Regions from separate parts of the Homo sapiens genome. Here all the other regions are linked to region 1. Evidence: chromatin loops called from intact Hi-C (ENCODE). Cell type or tissue: dorsolateral prefrontal cortex. All regions are shown on one strand.

What was found. A loop is a pair of places that touch in the nucleus more often than their neighbours do. Peaks named below come from ENCODE experiments on the same cell type or tissue, not always from the same donor. Only the 100,000 strongest peaks of a DNase experiment are listed, where the experiment ranks them.
Region 2: a loop joins it to region 1, with 3 times the contacts of the local background. A loop is called at or near these places in 27 of 110 quality-filtered maps.
Region 3: a loop joins it to region 1, with 2.7 times the contacts of the local background. A loop is called at or near these places in 2 of 110 quality-filtered maps.

Annotation. Positions count from the first base shown.
Region 1 is chr2:96,170,200-96,178,199 of GRCh38, forward strand. No RefSeq gene overlaps it. Among named protein-coding and RNA genes, the nearest start is that of DUSP2, 29 kb to the left of the region's middle. RefSeq lists a silencer at 4,457-4,506 and an enhancer at 5,791-5,970. In dorsolateral prefrontal cortex, a CTCF peak has its summit at 4,506 (motif pointing left); a DNase peak (open chromatin) is centred at 4,502.
Region 2 is chr2:96,017,900-96,025,899 of GRCh38, forward strand. GPAT2 (glycerol-3-phosphate acyltransferase 2, mitochondrial) reads right to left here. Exons shown (of 22, transcript NM_001321527.2): 13 at 7,586-7,704; 14 at 6,874-6,944; 15 at 6,528-6,786; 16 at 6,290-6,438; 17 at 6,024-6,101; 18 at 5,410-5,541; 19 at 5,207-5,327; 20 at 5,059-5,124; 21 at 4,769-4,824; 22 at 4,047-4,376. The coding sequence ends at 4,260. It overlaps LOC124900512 (fumarylacetoacetate hydrolase domain-containing protein 2B-like), which reads left to right. Exons shown (of 4, transcript XM_047446740.1): 3 at 1,302-1,375; 4 at 1,582-1,744. The coding sequence ends at 1,600. It also overlaps the pseudogene FAHD2CP. Among named protein-coding and RNA genes, the nearest start is that of GPAT2, 13 kb to the right of the region's middle. In dorsolateral prefrontal cortex, a CTCF peak has its summit at 4,981 (motif pointing right); DNase peaks (open chromatin) are centred at 5,002 and 6,822; H3K27ac peaks cover 4,687 bases.
Region 3 is chr2:96,058,885-96,066,884 of GRCh38, forward strand. No RefSeq gene overlaps it. Among named protein-coding and RNA genes, the nearest start is that of GPAT2, 28 kb to the left of the region's middle. RefSeq lists an enhancer at 375-1,285. In dorsolateral prefrontal cortex, CTCF peaks have their summits at 4,715 (motif pointing right) and 4,921 (motif pointing left); DNase peaks (open chromatin) are centred at 3,237, 4,337, 4,727, 6,907 and 2 weaker places; H3K27ac peaks cover 3,024 bases.

The DNA of each region.
Region 1 (8,000 bases):
ATAAAATGCAGACTATTCTATGGTGGGTATGCTCAGACAGGGCAGGGGAAGACTTGCAAGGGGTATAAGGAAACTTTTGTGGGTGATGAAATGTTCATTATCTTCATCGTGATGATGACATCACAGGTATATCACATGTGAAAATTTCTCAGGTTGTGCATTTATTTAATGAATTTAAGTAAAATTTATTAGGTTGTGCATTTTAAGTACATGCAGCTTACTGTACTTTGATTATACCTCAACAAAGTCAATGAATAAAAACTACTTAATAAAAAAAGTGAGGACCTAGGTAAAGATGACAGTGGTTACCCCCTGAACCCATGCTTGACAGCAAAGAAGGTGAAGCAAAAGGCAAACCCCACACAATCAAGGAGAAAGGAAAGAAACAGGAAACATTTTTGGAAGGTGGAAAGTATATGGTCAAAATGGCAAATGGCTTAAGACAAAGAAAAAACTGAATTCCTAGCCAGTAGTGGGGACAGTTAAGAGCCAATCCAGTTTACCCAGTGGAATGCCCAAAAGGCTCAGGCTCAGTGAGGTACCATGTTGGGTGAAGAGAAGGGATAGACTAAGAACCAGCTGAAGGTTTGTGTAACAGCCAGCCAGCCTACCCTATAATGAGGTCATGGCCGGCCGCTCACATGCTGAGAACCCCCAGTCAGAGTTTCTTAATAAGAACCAACAACCAACAGCCAAGGAAAGCCTCAATCACAAAGGAGAGGCCACTAACAGGAAAAAGTAACTTGGAGGAAACATCGTGCAGGAAGAAAAAAAATTAACAAAAATCACTCCCATCCTCAGAGAGGGAAGATACTGTACCCATAAAATAAGAACAGTTGCCACAAAGAGCAAACACTCAGAAAATAGGTCTCCAGTTATTAAAAATAAGAAAGCAGAAATTTAAAACTCAATATCAGGCTGGAGGTGGTGGCTCACACCTGTAATCCCAGCACTTTGGGAGGCCGAGGTGGGTGGATCACTTGAGGTCAGGAGTTCAAGACCAGCCTGGCCAACATAGTGAAACCCCGTCTCTACTAAAAACACAAAAATGGCCGGGTGCAGTGGCTCACGCCTGTAATCCTAGCACTTTTGGAGGCCGAGGCGGGCGGATCACGAGGTCAGGAGATCGAGACCATCCTGGCTAACACGGTGAAACCCCGTCTCTACTAAAAATACAAAAAAATTAGCCAGGTGTGGTGGCAGGCTCCTGTAGTCCCAGCTACTCGGGAGGCTGAGGCAGGGGAATGGCATGAACCTGGGAGGCGGAGCTTGCTGTGAGCCGAGATCACGCGACTGCACTCAAGCCTGGGCAACAGAGCAAGACTCCGTCTCAAAAAAAAAAAAAAAAAAAAAAAAAAAGCACAAAAATTAGCCAGGCGCGCCTGTAATCCCAGCAACTCGGGAGGCTGAGACAGGAGAATCGCTTGAACCTGGGAGGCCCAGACCCCGCGGGAATTGAAATCTTACCACACCTGCTGCAGCAGCAGAGAGAGAGATCCCAATTGCCAGAGAGGGTGAGTGGTTTTGTTTATTTTGTTTTGTTTTGTTTTGTTTTGTTTTGTTTTGTTTTTGAGACGGAGCCTTGCTCCGTCACCCAGGCTGGAATGCAGTGGCGCTGTCTCGGCTCACTGCAACCTCCCAGGTTCAAGCGATTCTCTCGCCTCAGCCTCCGGAGTAGCTGGGACTACAGGCGTGCGCACCACCACACCCAGCTAGTTTTTGTATTGTTGGTGGAGATAGGGTCTCACGATGTTACCTAGGCTGATATCCAACTCCTGGTCTCCAGTGCTCCACCTATCTAGGCCTCCCAACTGCTGGGATTACGGGCGTGAGCCACCGCGCCAGCGAGGGTGGTTAGTGGTAAGGACACAACAGGGCCAGGCATGGTGGTAGGTGCCTGTAGTCCCAGATACTCAGGAGGGTGAGGCAGGAGAATCGCTTGAATGCGGGAAGCAGAGGTTGCAGTGAGCCGAGATCGAGCCATGCACTCCAGCCTGGGAGACAGAGTGAGACTCCATCTCAAACACACACACACACACACACACACACACACACTCACAAAACCCTGGAAGACAGAGTGAGACCCCATCTCAAAAACAAAAACATACACACACACACACAACCACAACCCTGGGAGACAGAGTGAGACTCCATCTCAAAAACACACACACACAGAGAGAGAGAGAGAGAGAGAGAGAGAGAAAGAACCCTGGGAGACAGAGTGAGACTCCATCTCAGAAACAAACACACACACAAAACCCTGGGAGAGTGAGACTTGGTCTCAAAAACAAAAAAACACACACACAACCACAATCCTGGGAGACAGAGACTCCATCTCAAAAACAAAAAAACACACACATACACAACCACAACAAACTAAATAAATGAAAAACCAAGTACTGGCTCTAGGAAAACAAAAAGTCGTGCTAGAAAACAGTGTAGTGTCTTGCCTGTGATATTTCCATGCTCGTAATACTGTAAATGCTAAATAATACTGTAACTAATTCAGTATAATTAAGTACTCTGGGACAAAGAGGGGATAAGGGGGGCAAGGAGGGGAAGGAAGAGCTAAGTCATTGCGAGGGGGTGGGGATGGGAAGAAAGAGCGAAGTCTTCATATAATGCCTAAAATGAAAAAGCAAGGAGGGGCGAGATAAGCACATTATTTAGAGACCTGGAGATAAATATCAATATAATATGCTGGGAGAGGTGAAACTGGCTGTCCCTGGGGAGGGGAGATGGTGGGAGGAGTTTTCATAACAAACTTTAAGAACGATTTGACTTTTTTTTTTTTTTTAGACTGAGTCTCACTCTGTTGCCCAGGCAGAGGGAGTTCAATGGTGCCATCTTGGCTCACTGCAACCTCCGCCTCCCTGATTCAAGCCTCCGGAGTAGCTGGGGTTACAGGTGGCATAAGCCATAGTGCCCGGCCATGACTTTTCCAACTATGCGCACAAATATTTGGATAAAAACTAAAAATGGTTTTTTAGTTTTTTGGGTTTTTTGAGATGGAGTCTTGCTGTGTTGCCCAGGCTGGAGTGCAATGGTGCGACCTCAGCTCACTGCAATCTCTTCCTCCCAGGTTCAAGCGATTCTCGTGCCTCAGCCTCCCAAGTAGCTGGGATTACAGACGTGTGCCACCACGCCCAGTTTATTTTTGTATTTTTAGTAGAGAATACTAAAGAGTGCTGAGATTACAGGCGTGAGCCAACGTGCTCAGCCAGAAAAAATGTTACGTACAAATACAAGTGGAGAAAAATACACTGATGCTCTGGGTTGTACAGATTATGTAATTTTTCTTTATATTTTTATGTGTAAAAGAAATGCTTAAGTTAGGCCAGGCGCAATGGCTCATGCCTGTAATCCCGAGCACTTTGGGAGGCCAAGGTGGGTGGATCACCTGAGGTCAGGAGTTCAAGACCAGCCTGGCCAACATGGTAAAATGTCTCTACTAAAAATACAAAAATTAGCCGGGCGTGGTGGTGCGCACCTGCAGTCCCAGCTACTGGGAGGGCTGAGGCACGAGAATTGCTTGAACCTGGTAGGTAAAGATTGCAGTGAGCCACTGCACTCCAGCCTGGGTGATAGAGTGAGACTCCGTCTCAAAAAAAAAAAGAAATGCATAAGTGCATTATCTTTTAGCCTCTTAATTAATACTGTAGAAAACAAAAGAATATGAAGGCAAGATCCAAAGGAGTATCCAGAACATTCTGGGTGATGAACCAGCAGGCCGCTGGTGTAACTATGTTCGAGACAGTTGGTCTCAGGAACGGAGTCACAGCTCACCCAGTCCTACTCTGTCCTTGCTACACAGGACTGAGGCTTTGCTGGTTCTCGATGCTGGGCTGTGCAATTATGTCTAGGCCAGGGTTGTCTCCCCAGCTGCTTTATAATTCCTTTGAAAGTCCTAAAGCACACAGTGGGCCCTCAATAAGTCCTTGCTGATTATCACCCCATCACACCTTCTTTCCTAGGCACAGAAATACAGGAAGCAATAATGAGTTTCATAAGAAGTGGAGGAATCATAACAGGAGCATTGGAACATCAGACAGCTGGATCCTCCGAGTGGCCTGGCAGTCCTGGCTCCTTCCGGAGTGGCCAACCCAGCTTCCTAGGCTGAACACCGGACTGGCCTCCAGGAGCAGGAGGGTGATGAGGAAAAAGGCAGCTCATCCAAGCTGCTGTCTAGTTATCCCCATCTGTCCATCTGTCTCCTCAGCAAACACATTCTTAGTCACCACCTGGAGCCTGTGACTCTCCCAGTTATCTAAAGGGACAAACCCTTGGCCTCCTCTTCCCACTGGTGCACTACTGTGCAACCTGCACAGGCTGTGGTCATCTGACCCACTTCCTCTCTTTCATTCATAGGACTTGATGTAAATCAAGGCTCTGAGGGGACGATGGTGCCCATATAGACCCACATTGAACTGTCAGTTGTCAGGAGCTATAAAATCCTTCCAGCAGCCACGGGCAGGCTGGCAAGACTCCTAGTGGGTGGCACAGCCCTGCCCCCTGCTGCTCAACATGGAAGCTGCAGGATAGGTGACCCTGGCCAGGCTGGGAGTCTTTATGGACTCTACTGGGACAGTGGCCTCCAGACACCGGTTTTGAAAATTCATCTCTTAAATTGAGTTCTCTGCAGATCTCCCCTTGTTCTAGATTGAATTGTATCCCTCTAAAATTCATATGTTGAAGGTCTAATCCCCAGTATCTCAGAATGTGACCCTATTTGGAGATAGGGTGTTACAGATACAGTTAAGATCAAGTCATAATGAAGTAGTGTGGTCCCTAATGCAATATGACTGGTGTCCTTATTAAAAGGAAATGTGGGCAACACGTGCATGCAGGGAACACAAAGGCAGGGACTGGGGTGATGCAGCTCACACGCCAGCAACCACAAAAAGCTGGGACAGAGTTCTAGAACATTCTCCCTCACTGCCCTCAGAAGGAGCCAGCCCTGCTCACACCTTGCTTTTGGACTTCCAGCCTCCAAAAATGTGAGACAATAAATTTTTATTGTTTAAGCCACTCAGTTTGTGGCACTTTGTTACAGCAGCTGATTATGACCAAACTAATACACTCCTCGTCCAGGGTGTTCTTAGGGTAGTTGGGAGTGGTTTTAAGGCTTTACGGCATGCATATTATGAATTCTAAAGATTTCTCCGAAAACTTCGCCAAGAAATTACACAGTGGAATGGAAAATGCATTGGATCCCAGAAGACCAAGGTTCTAGACCAGGGAAGAGCTGTGTGACTTGGAACAAATGCTAAGCTCTGAGCATCGTTTATAAATGAAAGATCTGTACCTGATGCCCTCTAAAGTGCCTTTCAGCATTAAACTACATTTGTTTAAATATTGGGCTCAATCCTGTCTAGGGAAATGCAAACTGAAATATACACACATACCCTGAACAGTCCCAAGCCCCCAAAAGCAGAGAACATTTTAAGAAAAAAATTTAAAAATAACAAAGTAAAGACCGGGTGCTGTGGCTCACACCTGTAATCCCAGCACTTTGGGAGGCTGAGGCAGGCGGATCACCTGAGGTCAGGAGTTCAAGACCGGCCTGGACAACATGGTGAAACCATATCTCTACTAAAAATATAAAAATTAGCTGGGCATGGTGGCATGCACCTGTAAGCCCAGCTACTCAAGAGGCTGAGGCAGGAGCATTGCTTGAACCTGGGAGTCAGAAGTTGCAGTGAGCCAAGATTGTGCCATTGAACTCCAGCCTAGGCAACAGAGCAAGACTCCAATGTCAAAAAACAAAACAAAACAAAACAAAAACACCAGACTGCGCAGGAGCTTGCTGACGAGCTCAGAAGGTGGTAGTGGGACAAATATAGCCAAGCGAATGCTCACCTGCCTGCATGATCACCACGAAACCCTGTGATTGGGCTTCCCATGTGTTTTGCTTACAGTGGAGATGACCCTGGTCGGGCTAGCAAGGCCTGACTCATCCTGCCAGCATGTATTTCTTGGACTGCTAAATGTGTCTTTCTCTTGGGAGCCTGGTTAGACACTGAGTTCAACCAACTCTGGTCTCTGACATGGTGGAGTTTCCCAGCCCACAGAACTGAGGTGCAGCTCCTGGGACACAGAAATGCACACAGCTGACCACTCCGGAGTCACCTGGGGACACCCCAACCTGCACCCACAAAGTTTCCCATTTCTGTATCTTCTTTTTTTTTTTTGAAACGGAGTCTCACTCTGTCGCCAGGCTGGAGTGCAGTGGCACGATCTCGGCTCACTACAACCTCCGCCTCCCAGGTTCAAGCGATTCTCCTGCCTCAGCCTCCCCAGTAGCTGGAACCACAGGTGCGCACCACCAAGCCCAGCTAATTTTTGTATTTTGTTAGAGACAGGGTTTCTCCATGTTGGCCAGGCTTGTTTTGAACTCCTGACCTCAAGTGATTCGCCCACCTCGGCCTCCCAAAATGCTGGGATTACAGGTGAACACCATGCACAGCCCACTTCTGTATCTTCTGTATCTTCTGATGGAAAGGGAAGATTGAACACATCGGAAAAAAGGAAACTGGATACCAAAACAGTTCCTTCTTCCTCTCCCATCACCTAAACTTTCCAAATGAATCCTGACCTCCAGATGTAGAACCACAGCCCAGGCAACTACAATCACTTGCGTATGGAAATGGGAAGTGTGCCAGATACTTGTGTTAATCTAGACAATGCTTGTGTTCCAACAGAGGAGCAAATTAGCCAACAAAAATATCAGACACAAGACGTTTAAAAGTAGAAACAGAAAGATATAAGAAAGAAAAAAACACACACACAAATAAGGGCAGGGACAGAAAGTGGATCTAGAAATGAAGCAAAAATACAAGTGCAGCAAGGCGTAGTGGCTCACCTCTGTAAACCCAGCACTTTGGGAGGCTGAGGCGAGCAGATTACGAGACCAGGAGATCAAGACCATCCTGGCCAACATGGTGAAACCCCGTCTCTACTAAAAATACAAAAATTAGCCAGGTGTGGTGGCACACACCTGTATTCCCAGCTACTTGGGAGGCTGAGACAGGAGAATCGCTTGAACCCGGGAGGCGGAGGTTGCAGTGAGTCGAGATCGCACCACTGCACTTCCAACCTGGCAACAGAGCGAGACTCTGTCTCAAAAAAAAAAAAAAAAAAAAAAAAAGCATGCCTGAGAGTCCTATTCCGGACACTGAGGCCAAGCAGATTTCTTCAGAGGGTCCTCAACAAGGACTAAATGTCTAAATTCCTGAAGAAAGAGGCACCGCTGATTGGAGATGGGCAAAGGCTATTAGGGTTTTCAAAAAGGGGATGAATTACAGGCCAATTGGCTTGATGTCGATGCCAAATAAATTCTACATCTACTGAGTTCTAGACTACTGAAAGTTCTAAAACATCTACTGGCGATTTTTCCCTTTTTAACTGAACCATTTGGTCCTTTGAAGTGATTCATTTAAAGTTATTTTCAGCTATAATTTGGCAAAGACTCCCAGCTGTCCTCCATTTCCATTCTCCCTTTCTTGCCCAGCAAATCACCTCTGAATTTTAACTGGGCACATAGCTGCTTAAAATATAAATTATTTCCCAGCAGCTGGTGTTCTTTGAAAGTGTGGCCATTGGCCGCAGGTAAAAATGGAAAGTGTCTTCAAAGGCAGAGGCCATCCACTTCTCCCCTTGTTCCTTCCCACTGGTGGAACAGACGTGATGGCTGGAGGTGGAGCCGGTCCCGCTGGGGCACTGGGAACACAGACACTGTCCCTTCCCTGGGGATGCCTACCTTCCAGGGAACAGAAAGGGGTCTAGCCCTGGGCTCTGCATTTTAGGAAGGGCATTGACAAACTCTACTATTTCCAGAAACGTAATCAGGAGAAAAGAAGACCGTGAGAATGTATGGAGTGCTATGTCTCAGACACCAGTCTAAGTACTTTACATGTATTATGTAATCTTCACAGTAACCATACAAGGTAGGTACTCATTTCCCTTTTACAGATGAGGAAAAAGGTTCATTAACTTGTTCA
Region 2 (8,000 bases), 150 kb before region 1:
CAGGCTGGTCTTGAACTCCTCACCTCAGGTGATCCACCTGCCTCAGCCTCCCAAAGTGCTGGGGTTATGGGCATAAGCCACCGCACCCGGCCAAGAACAATGATTTTTCTAAATCATGCAGTTTTTATTAACTGGCATTCTTCTATGAAAAAAGCCTGGCCAGGCACGTTGGCTCACGCCTGAAATCCCAGCACTTTGGGAGGCCGAGGCGGGTGGATCACGAGGTCAGGAGATCGAGACCATCCTGGCTAACACGGTGAAACCCCGTCTCTACTAAAAATACAAAAAATTAGCCAGGCGTGGTGGCAGGTGCCTGTAGTCCCAGCTACTCCGGAGGCTGAGGTGAGAGAATGGCGTGAACCTGGGAGGCGGAGCTTGCAGTGAGCCGAGATCGCGCCACTGCACACCAGCCTGGGCAACAGAGTGAGACTCCATCTCAAAAAAAAAGAAAAAAAGCTGCCTCGCTCTTTATTCCTGTGTCTTCAATATCACTGTGAATTCCTTTTTGTTTTTATTCAATTGGTTGTAATCCATCATTTACATTCTTCAGGTGACCTCAATTTGGCCAATGAGGGACCTTCAAGTTTGTTCCATCCCCAAGCTTTTAGCATATATTTGCTTTCTGGCCAAGACGTTCCAGGCTCATCATGTACTGTCTGTCTTGGACCAAGGAACCCGGTGCTCCTTACTGGGGAGTGGTATTAGAGACCAACATCTGGATGTCAGGTGTACTTATACCAACTCTGGTTATTATTAGAAAGAGCCACCAATTTTAAAGGCCAAATTATATCTATTTTATAGTGTATTTTATGGATTATGGGAGAGGCTGAGCATTTTTTCATGTTTTGTGGCCATGTCCGTTACCTTTTTGTGAATTGCTTACTCAAGTCCTTTGTGGGATCTTTCTCTTACTAAAGTGAGTTAATAGATTAAAACACTTAAAATAGTGCCTGACACACAGTAAGGTTACATATTGCTAGGGGATATTACTTCGTATTTATCCTTTGTTAAAAGTATCCAGAGTGACTTTTAAACTCAGTGCCCTGGACACGTGTTGCTCTTCTGCAGTCAATGGTGTGGGGACCTGTGCCTGCATCCCATGATGCTGTCTGCCACTGCCCAAAATGTATGGGTCTACAAGTCACACCTCCCTTGTCGTTCACTGGGCTCTGGTTCGTGGTGATGGCAAACATGGGATGGCAGCCAAGCCATACTGACAGAGATCCACAGCGTACAGCCTCTGAGCATAGTTAATGGGCCCCAAAGCCACTGCGGCTCACTATTCCTCTCCCACCCTACAGGAGGTAGATTGGGAAGTGGAGCTGGCCGTGGTCATTGGAAAGAAAGGCAAGCACATCAAGGTGAAGTGGAAAAGGTGGGCTCCCAGGCCAGAGTGCAGCAGAGTCCCCAGCTCCTGCCTCTCCTAGTTCTGACCTCGCTCACCAACACATGGTGCCAGCTGTCCCTGACACTAGGAAGCAGTCAGCCTCCTTGCTCCCTGACACTGCCTTTCCCTTCACCCACCTTTGGCTGGCTCTGGCTACTAACATGGGATAACAGCTTTGAGATCCCTTGCCACAGGTGTTGGTGTCACCCATGATCTATCCTCCTGTATGGCCAAATCCCCTGCCCCCATAGGCCACAGATGCCATGGCCCACGTGGCCGGCTTCACTGTGGCTCATGACGTGAGTGCTCGTGACTGGCTAACAAGATGCAATGGGAAACAGTGGCTGCTGGGAAAAACCTTCGACACCTTCTGCCCTCTGGGCCCTGCCTTGGTGACCAAGGACAGTGTAGCAGGTAGGTTCCTGATCCCTGCCCCCTTGTACCTACCATTGCACAGATGAACAGCCCTCCAGGGAGGAGCACGGGTTCAGGTACATGTGGCACCTGCCCTCCCTGGCTGCCCTTTCACTGCTGACTCCATACAGGGAAAGTCTTTTATCCTCAGCCACGAGTTCTCCCATGGGCTTCCTTCCCAAGCCCCCTAGAGGGAACACAACTGCAGAGGATGTGAAACTGCATGCGTGAAGTAAATTACAAAGAACACTGAGCTGATGGGTGGATCGGGCTTCCTGCGGCTGCCACCATCTGAAATAATCTAAGTTGAGCATCATGGAGCATAGCTATCGCAAGGCCCAGGCATTTTCCACACTACAGATGAAAGCCAGTGTGACTCACCCAGCCACTGTGGAAACAACAGCATTGACCACACACAGTGAGGGGACAGCGCCAGGTTGGAGGCAGTGTGCCAGAGGGCAGAGCGCAGCCTCTTAACACACAGCCACCCACAACTGTGGTGGAGGTGGGGGGTGTCCACATGGGCCAGCCATGCCAGGATACCAAAGACCCCAGTGCCTCACAGCACCCACACAGAGTCCTCGGCAAAGTTAAATTGTGTTTCAGGTGCTCTACTTAAGGGTGGTAGAACACTAAGACCAACACCAACAGTTAAAAGTGCTGGTTAGCCAGGATGTTCTTACAGTAATCCATCCCCTGCCAGCATCCGGTACACGAGGCTTCTCTGTCCTGGCTAGAACCATTGCCTCACTGCTTTATAGATGCTGTCTTTTTTTTTTTTTTTTTTTTTTTTTTTTAAGTATGGTCTTACTGTGTCACCCAGGCTGGAGTGCAGTGGCCCAATCCCAGCTCACTGAAGCCTCAACCTCCTGGGTTCAAGCAGTTCTCCCGCCTCAGCCTCCTGAGTAGCTGGGACTACAGTCACGCACCACCATGCCTAATGTTTTTATTATTTTGCATAGAGACAAGCACTCACTACGTTACCCAGGCTGGTTTTGAACTCCTGAGCTTAATCAGTTCTCACCTGCTTTGCCCTCCCAAAGTGCTATGATTACAGGTGTGAGCCACCACGCTTGGCCCTGCCCAGGAGTCATTTTTGTATCTACAGGTATCTTCCTATGCTGTAGACAGATGCCCTTTTTCAAGGCAAAAACCCTAGCCATTTTTCTCTTCTCCTTCAGAGTCTGCAACATCCTCTCAACTCATCCAAGTGACTACTGCCTGGTGCTCTTGGGGATGCAGGGAGGCCTGAGAAGGCCAATGTCTATACAGAAAGTTCTAACATAGTGCACTGAGTCAATGTGGGCACTTTAAAGCCCTTTCACCTGCCAAGTCACGAAGCACCCCTATAGTTGTGTTTGTAAAATACTGGGGGGTTTGAAGGGGAAAAGGGATAACTCCAAGGTACCATCTTTGCATTTCAGATCCACACAACTTAAAGATCTGCTGTCGAGTGAATGGGGAAGTGGTCCAGAGCAGCAACACCAACCAGATGGTATTCAAGACAGAGGACCTGATAGCCTGGGTGTCCCAGTGAGTGACAGGGGCTATCCTGCCAGCCCCGCTCCACCTGCCACACATGTGGAGGCTGACCTGAGCCCTCCACCTTTGGCTGTGGCCACCTCAGCCAGCCCCTGGTCTCACCGGGTCCTTTTGCTTTGCTCCAGGTTTGTTACCTTTTACCCAGGGGATGTCATCCTGACTGGGACCCCCCCACCTCCACCCAGGTGTCGGTGTATTCAGGAAACCTCCTGTCTTTCTCAAGGTAGGTTAGTGAAAAGCAAAGAGAGCAAGGGCCCCAAAGGGCTGGCAGGCTTGGCTCAGACTTGAGAAGTACAGGCTTGTGTACGTGTGTCTGACGGAAGGGCTGACACTCTCATGGCCTGCTCTGTTGCAGAAGGGGGATGAAGTCCAGTGTGAGATTGAAGAACTAGGTGTCATCATCAACAAGGTGGTGTGATGGCTCCTGCACAGGCCCTGCACATAGGATGAGGGCATCTGCTCCCACTCAGCCTAGCCCAGGGAAAGGCCCAGTGACAGGTGTGGACAGGTGCCAGCCCTGCAAGCCGCCTCTTCTCGGTAGAAGGGAGAAGGACAGAGCTCTCTTCAATAAATTCGTCGGGTCAAAGCAGCAGCTTGGCTTCTGCTGTTTGTCTTCGTTTGGGCTTTGTTTCATGGGACAAGTTAGGGCATTTTGTGGGACTGGGGAAGAAGAGAGCAAATACACACACATACACCAAAAAGATGCTGCTGGGCTGGGGAAAAGACAACTCGTCTCGTCCCCTTGTTTATCACATCAAAGAAGGGAAAAAGCAAGAGATGGCAAGGGACAATCAAGCCTCAATGATTATATTTATAGAGCAGCTAAGGGTTTGCAGCCTCCTCTCCATCTTCTGGCTCTAGGACACAGCTGTGTTCTGGGGCTGAGAAGTCTCAGCACAGGCTCCTCCTCACAGTTCTAGCTACAAATGAACTGCCGGATGAACTGTTCTAGTTTTTCCTGATTGTCCAGGCTGGCAAAAGTAGGGGACAGGTGGAGCCTGGGGCCTGCAGGGCTCGGCGTCTGCTGCAGAACCTGGGCCATGGAAGATAAGCCGTGAGTGCGCTCACCACAGGGACTGTGTACACATGGCCCAGGGGCCAGGCCTGTCCCCCAGAAACCTGCCTTGAGACCTCTGGCCCCTTAGACCTCAATGTTTGCGTGCAAATGCTGCCGCAAAGCAGTCCCAATACCCCACCTAGAAAGATGAGCCAGTGATTTGGGAGACCAAGAGGCAGGAAACCATCCCACCTTCTCCAACCCATCACCAAATCTGTTGCTGGAAGACACCAAGTAAATCCCAGGGTCTTAATGAGGCACCATCAGGCCAGCCCTGTGGAGTGATGGGGACATAGCTGGGTTTCCCTGAGCTACTCTATTGGGGTGGGAGCAGGGGGACAGAAGATGGTGACAGTGGCTCCTCTCACCCCTAGGTCTCTGAAGGTCCAGACAGCACTGATGGCGAGCTTTGGGTCCGCACACTCTGGAAAGAAGAGAGAAGTGAAGGCTCTAGGTAGGGAGAACAGAGAGCCACTGGGCACAGGCTTCTCTCCTCTTGTTTAAAGAAGCCCAGGGAGGGATAGAGCTCTGACTGGACAGAAGACTGTACTCTGCAGCCTGCCTTCCTAGAGTTGGGTTGTCACTGTCCTGCAGGGGGCAGCAGCCACCAGCAAACACCACTGCCTGCAGGAGCCTGGGCTGACTGGTTGGGACTCACCGAAGATCCCTTCTTCCTGGGCGGTGGCCTGCAGGAACTGGAACAGCTGCTCTGTGTAGCCCAACTCTGCAGAAGAGAGAAGACCTAGACCTGGCACCCAGCACAGACACAGCCTGCCTCGAGGACTGCAAGGGAACAAGGGCCTCACCAGTATCGGGCAGCTGGCCCTGGCGGAGGAAGGCGGCAGCCTGTGCAAAGGCCTTGAGCAGCGGGCTGAGCAGGCGGCAGAGGAAAAGAAAGAAATCTGGGCAGTGTGACTGCTGGCTGAGCTGGAGGGGACAGGCCGGGGTGAGTGCAGCTCCCCACCGCCTCCCTACCACCTCCCTCCAGGGGCAGCTTTTTGAAACACACCCTGAAGTACCGGCCGTCAGCCTCTCCGAAGTCATCACTGTCACTATCAGTAAAGTCCCCACTCGGTTTCCACAGCAGCTTTCTGCTCAATCGCTGTCGCCCTGTGTCACAGGCTGGCCGGGAGCCTGGGGTCTAGGGGCCGTGGAGCCATTGTTCTCTGACAAGCTGGCCAGGGATCAACCCTACACCCCCAGACCAGGTACATGCAGGTGAAACCAGTAAAAGCAGACCTAGAGACCCAAGAGGATGGCCAGAGCCATGCCCCAGCACCTGCTGGGCCAACTTGCAGAGTGAGAGGAAGTGAATTCCCACCCTCAAGGGCAGTAGCCCTGTGGCCAAGAAATGTGGGGAGCAGGAGGTGTGCAGAGAACCTCAGAGGCACACATGTCCAGTGCTATCCAGAGAGACACACAGAACCGGGGCATAGGTGGCTATATCCCAAGGCACAGGGAGCAGAGGTGCGAGCTAGGCTTCCCCGCTGCAAGGCCAGGGGCTGCCCACCCCCACAGCACACACGGGGCAGAGGAGGAGCCTGGGGCAGCTGGCACTCAGGGTGGGAGGCTGGAGGAGGCCAGGCTCCAGGCAAGGATCTTGTCTCCAACTGCCCTGCCTACCTCCTCAGCAACCAGGAGCCCGCATTGGATGAGCCGGTCCAGCACCTCCTGACAGTAGCAGTAGGAAGACTGGCAGGGCTGGGAGAAAAAGGCACCCATGTGGCCTCAGGAGAGCCAGGCACATGGGCAGGGGCCTAGCCAAAGACCGGGCAAGGCCACACCTACTACCCAGGAGGTTTCAGAGGTAGAGCATGGGCAGGGATGGGCCATTCCTACCACCAAGAGGGGAAGGCCTAGGACCAAGTGGGCCGTAGGGGAGGCCTGACCTTTAGCAGCAGCAGGTCTTGCGGCAGCAGGTGCATCAGCAGCAGGATCTGGCGGTACAGCTCATTCTGGCTCAGCAGCAATATGCCCTGCAGCTCCCAGGGCCCCTGGGGCGGCACTCTGCCTGCCAGCAGCCCCCGCACTGCACAGGCTGGGGGCGGAGGGTCCATTATGAAGAAGGAGCCGTTCCCTTCACCACTGCACACACATCCCACCTACCCCGTGCACCTCAAGACTCACCGCCCACAGCCTCGCTCAGGAAGACGGGCAGCAGCTCAGCACTCAGTTGTGCCAGGTGTGTGAGGCCTGGGCCAGGCTGCGGCACCACCAGCAAGTCACCCTGACGGATGCGCAGCAGGGCCACGTGCGCCCGCAGCAGGCTCAGTGAGTGCTGCAGCAGGCTCCGCAGCTGCCCAGAGAAGCCTACATCAAAGCCACGCAACAGTATCTCCTCCGTCAGCCAGGAGAACTCCCCCAGGAGCTGCGACAGGAACACACCCTGGGTGGGCAGAGCAGGGCTAGGCAGCAGGGCCACACATCGCCACCCCCCCCACCGCCCAGGTCCCCACCACATTGCACCCCCTACCTTCTGATGCTTGAAGAGCAGCAGCGTTGCCATAATGGCCGTGCTCATCACCGCAGAGCTCCCTACACTGGCTGGAGTGGGGCGGGGGGTGGAGATGCTGGTCAGGTTGAGGCCCAGCAGCCTGGTCCCTCCATGATCTAGCAAGTCTTCCTAGCCACACATCCCAACTCCACCCCAGGGATGAGGAACGTACACCCGGAGCAGTGGTGTTTATCATCACACAGGCTGAGAGCAGGCCAGGAGCTGGGGGCCTTCCCCTGGATCTCATCGTAGGGCCCACACATCAACCCACAGCCTCTACTAGAGGGGCACTGAAGAAGATACAGATGGATCTCCCTATAAGGGCCCTCTGTGGAGGCGCTGTGCTAAGCCCCTTACACGTATCATTCCATTCAGTTAACACCATCTCCACCCAAAGCTAAGGAGACTCCGCTCAGAAGGCAGGGCTGGGTGTGGCCTTGGGGAAGCAGCTGCAGCCTCCTGGCCTCAGGCCACCATCTTTGTGCATGCACTTAGCTGCTCCCTTATGATGGCCCTGGCTGCCTGCTCCTCCTGTAGGAGAAGGGTTCCATTCTTCTTCAGATGTCCCCAAGGTATCACAGAGCACCTCAGGTGCAGACACTTGGAATGGAGAACCCTGGTGACTGGCTGACCCCGAGAGGGGACGGTTCAGTGACCCACCCGCAAAGGCCCAGATCTGGTTCACCCTCACCACTCAGGACATGACAGCTCAGTCTCCTGACCAGGAGCTGGTCCTCTTCCTTGAGGGCCAGGAGAGGCCCAGTTATGGGGGTCCACTCCTGCTCCTTCTCAGTGTCTGGGACAGCAGTACTGAGATAGAGACACAGATTACAGGATGAAGGGTCCAAACACAAAAACAGCTGTGGGAATGCCTAGAGCTTTCTAAAAGGTGAGGGTGTTTCCCCCTCCCAGCCCCAGGACAGAGGATGGCTTCTATAACCCCCAGTCCCATCCAGGCCTCTGTGCCATACCCCACACTCAGACTGTTGGCAAGGCGAGTACCTGGAACTATTCTAGATGACCCCAGGATACTTGGTGAGGGAGGGCTGCTAGTGTGTGTATATGGGGGATACATAAGCTGGTGCTGAAGGGCTGCTTGCCTTGCC
Region 3 (8,000 bases), 110 kb before region 1:
TGCTTTCAGAGACATCACCTCTCTGGGTCATTTTGGAGGAAGATGTGCCTCGGGATCTGGGTTTCGAGCTCTGGCTCTGTCGCTAACGGGCTGGCTCTGTGACCTAGGCAGGTCAATGAACCCCTCCAGAGCCTCCGTTTCCTCATCTGTAAACTGGGTTATCATAATGTCTGCCTCCCTAGCGAGCTCTCTGGATTCTCGTGAGGACCGGCTGTTATGGGGGGCATCACGGCTCTTTGTCCAGGTGACACGTGGGAAATATGAGGGCTTATCTTTGTGCTGCTGTGGCCTTCTTGGGATTCTCCCTGAGGACTGGCCCTGCCCTGCCTTGCTCTTGCCCCTGGGAACGGCCCACCCTGTCTCCTGCCTCCCCACCCAGACGGGAAGCAGTCACTCTGCCAGCTCTCAAGGACTCATCTCTGAGGTTTTAGACAGAATAATTTCCTCTCCCTCTCACGCCTGCCTGTCCGGGAAAATCACACAACCCACGCAGGACCCCCCCTACGTGCACCCACATGCCCCACAGCCATTGTCTCCTGCACCAGCCAGCAGAAAAGCAGAGTGGGGCATGGGAGGAGGATGCGGAGGCTGCAGGAAGGGGGGGTGACACCCCCAACCCTGAGGGTCTCCTGGTGTCAGGCCAAGAGCTGACATGGACATGGGGAGACAGGAGCCAGGCTCCTTCCAGATCCTCCCACAACCTGGGTTTCAGCCACCCTCAGCCACCCTGCCAAGGCCGCAGGCGCTGCACAAGGCCACAGGCAAATGTCCGGCTGAGGACTGAGGTAGGGGCTGGATCCCACAGCCCATTGGTAACAGAGACTGGATGAGAACGCCCGAGTCCAGTGCTCTTTCTGCACTGCTTCCCAGAACTTCCTGCCACTAGGGACCTGCAGCCAGAAAAGACAGGGCAGGAGGTACAGAGAGAGCAGAGAGAGCCTGCTCCAAGGGAGAGCCTCGGGACACAGGGAGTCTCATTCCTCCCTCCCAGCACGGGCTACGCCCATGCCACTCAGGCCTGAGCCACAGGGCACTGCCTAGCCCTGCTTGGGCCGGGGCTCACCAGCCCTTACAGACAGCAGGCCCCGCCTCCAAGACACTACCCCATGGCAGGGGAAAGCCTTGGGGTCCCCATAAAATGCAGGCATCGCCAGACAGAGAATAGGTCTGTCCTATTCCCAGGATGGGAAGATTTACTTAGGGAGGGGCCACCCTGGATACCCTGCCCTCCAGTAGCAGCCAGGTTCCGGAAGATCCCATGAGGGGCCAGTGTGGACCCCTCCCCTTCAACCATCCAGGCCTGCAGGTCTGGGGCTAATGGTGGGGAAAGGGGGCTCCAGCAGCTGAGGAGGGGCAGAGCCAGTGGATGGAGGCAGAAGGCGGGCAAATCTCAGGCACATTTTCTGCAGTGATAAAGACCTTTTGCTCAGCAGCTAGCTTCCACGGCACTTCTCCCCCACATGACACCACGTCAGGGCCCACAGGAGAAAGTCCGGAGTAGGCTGAGGCACTGGGTCCCCTCCCTTCTCCCAAACACACCTGCCTACAGGGGGCACTGCCCCCTCTCAGAGACTGGGGGTGGAAGCTTAGCTGCAGGGGGCGGGATGGCTCCAGGAGAGGAGAGCCATCCAAGAGAAGGCCAGGGCTCTGGGAGAAGAGGGGGTCCTACTGCCCTCCCGGAACAGGGCTCCTGGCTCCGTGAAGCCATCTCCACAACTCCCACAGCTGCCTCCTCCTGCCCCTCCTCAAACTCCCACAGCCACCTCCAGCTCCTGCACCGTGAGGTCTGCTCCACGACCGCAGGAGCCAGACAGAGGCCGGGGTAGCCTCAGGCAGACAGACACTTTTGTGGGTGTTCACCCAGAGCTAGACCTCAGGGAAAACAGGGGTGGCCTGGGGGCTGAGAATTCGGCAGTCCCAGCACATCCAGGACCATAAATACGCCATGCCCTTTGACCCGCTAACCCCACTGTTTGGAATTCCTCCCAAAAACATAATTGCAAAGGGAAAAATAGCTATATGTGCACAGCTGTTTATAGCAACACTATTTATCATAGTAAACAAGTCAAGTCAGCCAAAATACTTTGCAAGTTGTGGGAGGGGGAACTGTGGGTCAATAAGGTGGGATATTTATTATACGTACAAGAAAAATGGTAAACTTGTAAAATTACTCATACAATAATGTTAACAGCAGTGAGAAGACAAACTTGCACATATCTGTTCAGGCAGCAGTCAATGACTGAGCACCCCGTCTGGGCTACACAGCTGCTCCAGGTGCCAGAGAGATCCCCATGAACAGGACCAAGTCCACGCCCTCGTGGAGGGAACATTCCAGAAGTGCACCATAGGGTCAAAGGTAAATTAAAACCACAGGCAAGTACTTCCCCAAGGCAGGGAGATGGACAGAACCGAGTGTTGTCCACTGCGGGGTCCATCCTTCCTGGGCTGGTGGGTCACCAGGGAGTGGCCCCACAGAGGTCTGCAGTCTCCTAAGGCAGGAGCCAGACCCAGGATCAAAGCGAGGGGCACCTGGCCAAGGGCAGTGGGTCCTGCCAGACCACAGGGTCTTCTCCCCACAGGAGGGAAATTTGTCAGGCTGCTTTTAGGAATCCCATGAACCTTTGGAGTTTGTGCATGAACCAGGGGAGGAGCAGTCCCCGAGACTATGAGCTGAGTTTTCTACTAACCTAACAAGCTAGGAAGGGTCACAACTGAGGGGCTGGGGATCCATCCTGCCTCCAGCATGGCCAGATCTGCAAGCAGGAGATGTCGTATGGTGGCCTGGGAGGTGAAGGGGTCTGAGTCAGAGGTAAAGGTGTAATCTGAAGGTGGACTGGCCCCCATCCTGCCGGCTCCCTGTGGTCCAGAGAGTTGGAGAAAGCCCCTTGGACCAGAGCCTTCCCACACTTGGTCCTGTGTCGGGTAGGAGATTTGCAGGAGGCCATTTCTGCTGTTCCAGAGCCCAGATGTACTTCCCTGGGGTGCTGGGAGCCAAGGCATGGAACTGCAGTCGCCTCCCAAGTTCAGGGCCCTGGGTGGAGCTGCTGGCTGCAGCCAGGGCCAGGGAGCAGAGATGCCCCTCTGCCACCCTGCCCCACCCCAGGCAATGAAGAAACTCCAAGCTCTGGGTCCGTGGGAGGCACCAGGCAAACAGAGGAGTCAGCAAGCTAAACATGCTATTAGCAGCGATGGAGAAGTGATGATTCTCTGCACAGCTGTCAGAAGCAGCTCCCCGCCGCCTGGCACCAGCACCTGGGGAGGGGCCTCCGCTCATCGGCCTTCACAGAGATGCCCCAGGCTGGGAAAGAAAGACCAGCAGGCCGGACATTCTGTGCCACCACTCCCTCGTCCTTAGCTGCAGGGATCTTGCCCTTCATCCAGAGACTGAGACCTGGAAGCGAGGCCCACCTCTGCACCTGCCCCCATAGCTGGGCCTTCGTTCCTCAAACTGTAAGCTGGGCATGAAAGTAATACCACCTTTTGTGGCAGAATTGTTGGGAGGGACCAGTGAGATATTTTGTCTGAAGCACCTTGCAAATGGTAAAGGGCTATGGGGTCACTGCTGTTACAATTCTTCTATCAAAAATCTAATCTTCAGGGCTTTCACTGTTTCATTCACACAGAATGAAATTGAGGCTCAAGAGGTTACACGATTTGACCAAGTCACACAACTGCAAACAAGTAGGTGTCAGTTTCCAGGATCGAAGCCAGGAGGAAGCTCAAAGAGCATCCAGCCCCCATGCTGTAAAAGGGATTCAAGGCCCAGAACCAGAAGGTGATTAGCCTTGCAGCAGGACAGAGGGCAGACAGCACCGAAGCCCAGCTCTGCTCACTCTGCTGGGAGCACTTCCCAGGCCACTGTGGATCTGGGCCTTGTCCTCAGCTTGGGGTGGCTGCAGGAGCATCCTGAGGAATGAACCCATGCCAGAGCACTGAAGATGCCCCCACCGCCCCCGCTGCAGACTCCTCACCCAGGTCTCTTCATCTCAAAGGGGCTGTCATAGAGGCCCAGGGCTGTGACCTGGAGGAACACACTCCACCTTCCTGACATCCAGCCCGTCTATCATTCTAATAGTGGAAAGGTGGGTTCCAGAGCCTGCTCAAGACACAGTGTGCAGAGCAGGGAAGGAGCCTGCCCAGGCACAAGGCAGGGGCCCCTCTCAAAGCCTCATGCGCTGCCTGGGGCCCTTGACAACCTGAGGCCTTCCAGGATGCTTTGAATTCAGTCTTCTTGGCCCTGCTGCTGCCCCACTTGACAGAAGAGAGATGGATGGGGAGGTGAGAGGCACTGCCCGCCTAACCACCCACCACCTGTCACTTCTGCCTTTTGAAATCACTTTCGTGGGCAGAGGCAGGGATGCTGATCACACCATGTGGGAGGGACTTGGAGGGTGGGGCGGTGACTCACAGGACAGTGGGGGATAGGAAGCAGCTCCAGAGCCTCCCTGGTAGTGAAAGGGAAGGGCGCTAGTGACTCAGGGACAGCTGGGGAGGGGTGCATGGGGAGGGAGCTCATTCCCCCCAGCTCTGTGCCCTGCATGCCTGGGGGGTGACCTCCTGTGGTGGGCCCCGATCTTGCCCCTGTGGGGCAGTCTTTGCCCTCAGCTTGCTTCCCAGCAGTAGCCAGGCACCCAGTAGCTGCATGGTGAGTGAATTCCAATCTTGCCCGCTGCCGGCCAGCTGTGCAGACCTTCGGCAGGCTGAGTGCTCCTCTGCCCTCACATCTAGGCCTGTAGATGGAAGCAGAGCCCGACTCATAGAGCCAATTGCCCATCCTGCAGCTGTGAATGTTGCAGCTTCCAGCAGGTTCTTGCTGCAGACTTACTGAGAGGACTGAGGGCTGTGGCAGGCCACCCCAGCCTGCTGGGCACCCCCTTCAGGATGGCCCCAACAAATAGTAAATAAATGCCCCACTCCCAGGCCTGCTTGCTTCCGGTGCTCCTTTCACCCCTGCCCTGCACTGAGCCCCCTGACTATGGCTCCCTGATTCGTTCTCAGCAACACCCGGTGTCCCCAGAACGCTACACACTGGGCCCTGGTGGGGCACAAGGGAAACAGCACATCTCAGACTGGGGTTTTCAAACCCAAAGAGAGTCTCCCACCTAGACAGAGGCAGAAGAGAGGCAGGCTCACGTGGTTGAACTGTGTCCCCTGTGCCCATAACACTCAGCCCATCCCCTACCACCTCCTCCCCGGCCACCTTCCCTGACATCGAGCCCATCCATCACCAAAGTCTCCCCAGAGCCCAACTACTGTCATCCCAAGCCCTGCCTCAGTCAGGCCACTGCCCCCTTCACTTTCTATCCAGGAGACCCAGCCAGCCAGTGAGCTCTGTCCTGAGATGGAAATGCGGCCACAGGAAGGAGAGCAGGAGGAGAGCAGGAGGAGAGCAGGGGCCCAGGCTTCTTCCCTTCCTCATTACCTGTCCATCCATTGGTTCATCTGTCTGTCCATCTATCCACCTATCTACCCATCCATTCATCCATCCATTCATCTGTCCATCCATCTATCCATCTACCATCCATCCATTCATCCATTCACTCACCTGTCTGTCCATCTATCCATCCATCCATCTACCCACCAATCCATCCATTCTTCTGTCTATCCATCCATGCATCTATCCACCCATTTACTCATTCCTCCATCCATTCATTCATCTGTCCATCCACCTATCTATCCATCCATCCAATGATCCATTCATTCACTCATCTGCCTGTCCATTTGTCTATCCATTCATCCATCTTTCCATCTACCATCCATCCATTCATCCATCCATGTATTTATATGTCTATCCATCTATGCATCCACCCACCTATCTATCCATTCCTCCATCCATTCATTCATCTGTCCATCCATCTATCCATCTACCATCCATTCATTCATCCATCCATCCATTCATCTGTCTACCCATCTATGCATCCACCCACCTATCTGTCCATTCCTCCATCCATTCATTCATCTATCCATCTATCTATCCATCTACCATCCATCCATCCATCTACCATCCATCCATCCATTCATTCATCTGTCTGTCCATCTATCCATCCATCCAAACATCTATCCATCCATCCATCCACCCATCTATCCATCCATCCATCCACCCATCTATCCATCCATTCATCCATCCATCCATCCATCCATCCATCCATCTATCCATTCATCTGTTCAACCATCCACACATCCATCCATCCATCTATTCATTCATCTCTTCATCCATCCACACATCCATCCATCTAATCTCAGAATGCTTAGTGATGTCACCCTGTGCACATGGGTCTCCTGGAACATCAGCTTTAAAGGGGGAAGGATTACTGCTAGGTTTGTTCCCTGTGGTATCCTAGTGCCTAAAAGCTGGCACAAAGTCAGTGTTGAATACATATTTGTTGAATGTCAAATGACTGAATGAATGAATAGATTCTTCACCTGGAGAAGGGAAGTAGAGCCCACCAGCCATCATCTTCAAGTCTGGATGACCCAGGCCGAATCCCAGGCCATCCAGAGGTTAGGCCTCAGGTCCAGGGAATGGCATGACTTGCCCAAGGCCACCTGGCAGGGTAAGAGCAGGGCCAGGTGTCCGGCCTGGGTATTCTTCGCCCAGATTAGTGTTTTCTGCACTAACTACTAAGAGCTTTCTGTGCTGGCAGTCCCTGGGAGCAGCAGCAGAAGCCTAGAGCCCAGGGGTGGATCCAGTGGCCAGAGTCAGGAGCTGAGACTGGGAGCCTCTGAGGAGCAAGAACCTGCCTGAGTGGGGTCTGGATATTCCCAGCAGGAGGAAGAGTGTGTGCTGTGTGGCAAAGCTGTCCCAGCTGCCCAGAGGAGCAGCAAGTGCTCTGCTGGCCTTGCAATCCCTGCCCCAGGGTGGGATGAGCAGGCTCTGGCCTGGAACACAGCAACCTGGCAGCCCTCCAAGCCCAGCCACCGCCCCTAGGCCTTTACGCCCCTCCACCTCTAGATCTGGGGGCCCCAGGAGTCAATGCCCACTTCAGCTCCAGCCAACATGGCCTGGGATCTGGTCTGATCTAGTCTCTGACCTCAGCTCTGCCCCTAGCTGGCTGCGTGGCCTTGGAAAGCTCACTTCTCCTCTCTGCCTCAGGCAAGCTCTGCTCTTCAGCCTCACTCAGGACTGCAGAAAAATGCATGTTCTTGGGCCTGTCACTAGAGATTCTGCTTCAGCATGTCTGCAGAGAACTCAGAAATAAGCAGTTTACAAATGCTGCCACTCAAGCATTTAAGGAGACAGGCTGAATGAGGGCAGAGAGCCCCATGGCTGAACCACCCCATGGCATCTGGCTCCGGGCAGGCCACCTGAACACTGCCCAGCCTCGGTCCTCTTACCTGCTCAATGAGGATGCCCAGGGAATCCTGTGGGTGTTGGCAGGTCCTGTGGGAGATGGTGTGGTAACAGCACTTGGCCATACCTTACAGGACTCCAAACGGTAAGGGGCTCAGGTCTATTGGGATCCATTTCGGCTGTGAGTAACAGCAGCTGAATACCATGGAAGTTGATTTCTCTCTCCTATCTGTCTGTGGGAAGCTCAGAGCACTTGCTGGCAAGGGAAGGGGTCTCAGAGGTGGAGGGAGCCCCCACCACACAGCCCCAGCCTCCCAGGCAGCATAGGGTGGGGGCAGGCGCATGCAGAAGTCCTGCTTTCTTCCCTCTGCTTGCACTTTTCAGCCATGTGTGGAGCCTCACGGGGCCTCAGCTGCCTCGTCGGTGAAGTGGGTGTAGTGATAGTGTCCACTCTAGGAGGTGGTCACTTTGAGGATTCGATGAGGTCATCTGTGCAGCACACCTGCTCAGGGCCTGCGCTTGGCACTCCACAGAGCACAAGGCCAGCTCTACTCCTCCAGGCTGCTGCAAAGTGCTGCCAGTGCAGGGGCCTCTCCCTGGGTACTCAGGAAAGGCCAGAATCCATGAGGCTGTTGCTCTGGCCCTGCTGCCTGCATCGCTGATCCATCCTCAGCCTGAACCTCAAGGGCTGCAGCTCAGACACAGCTCT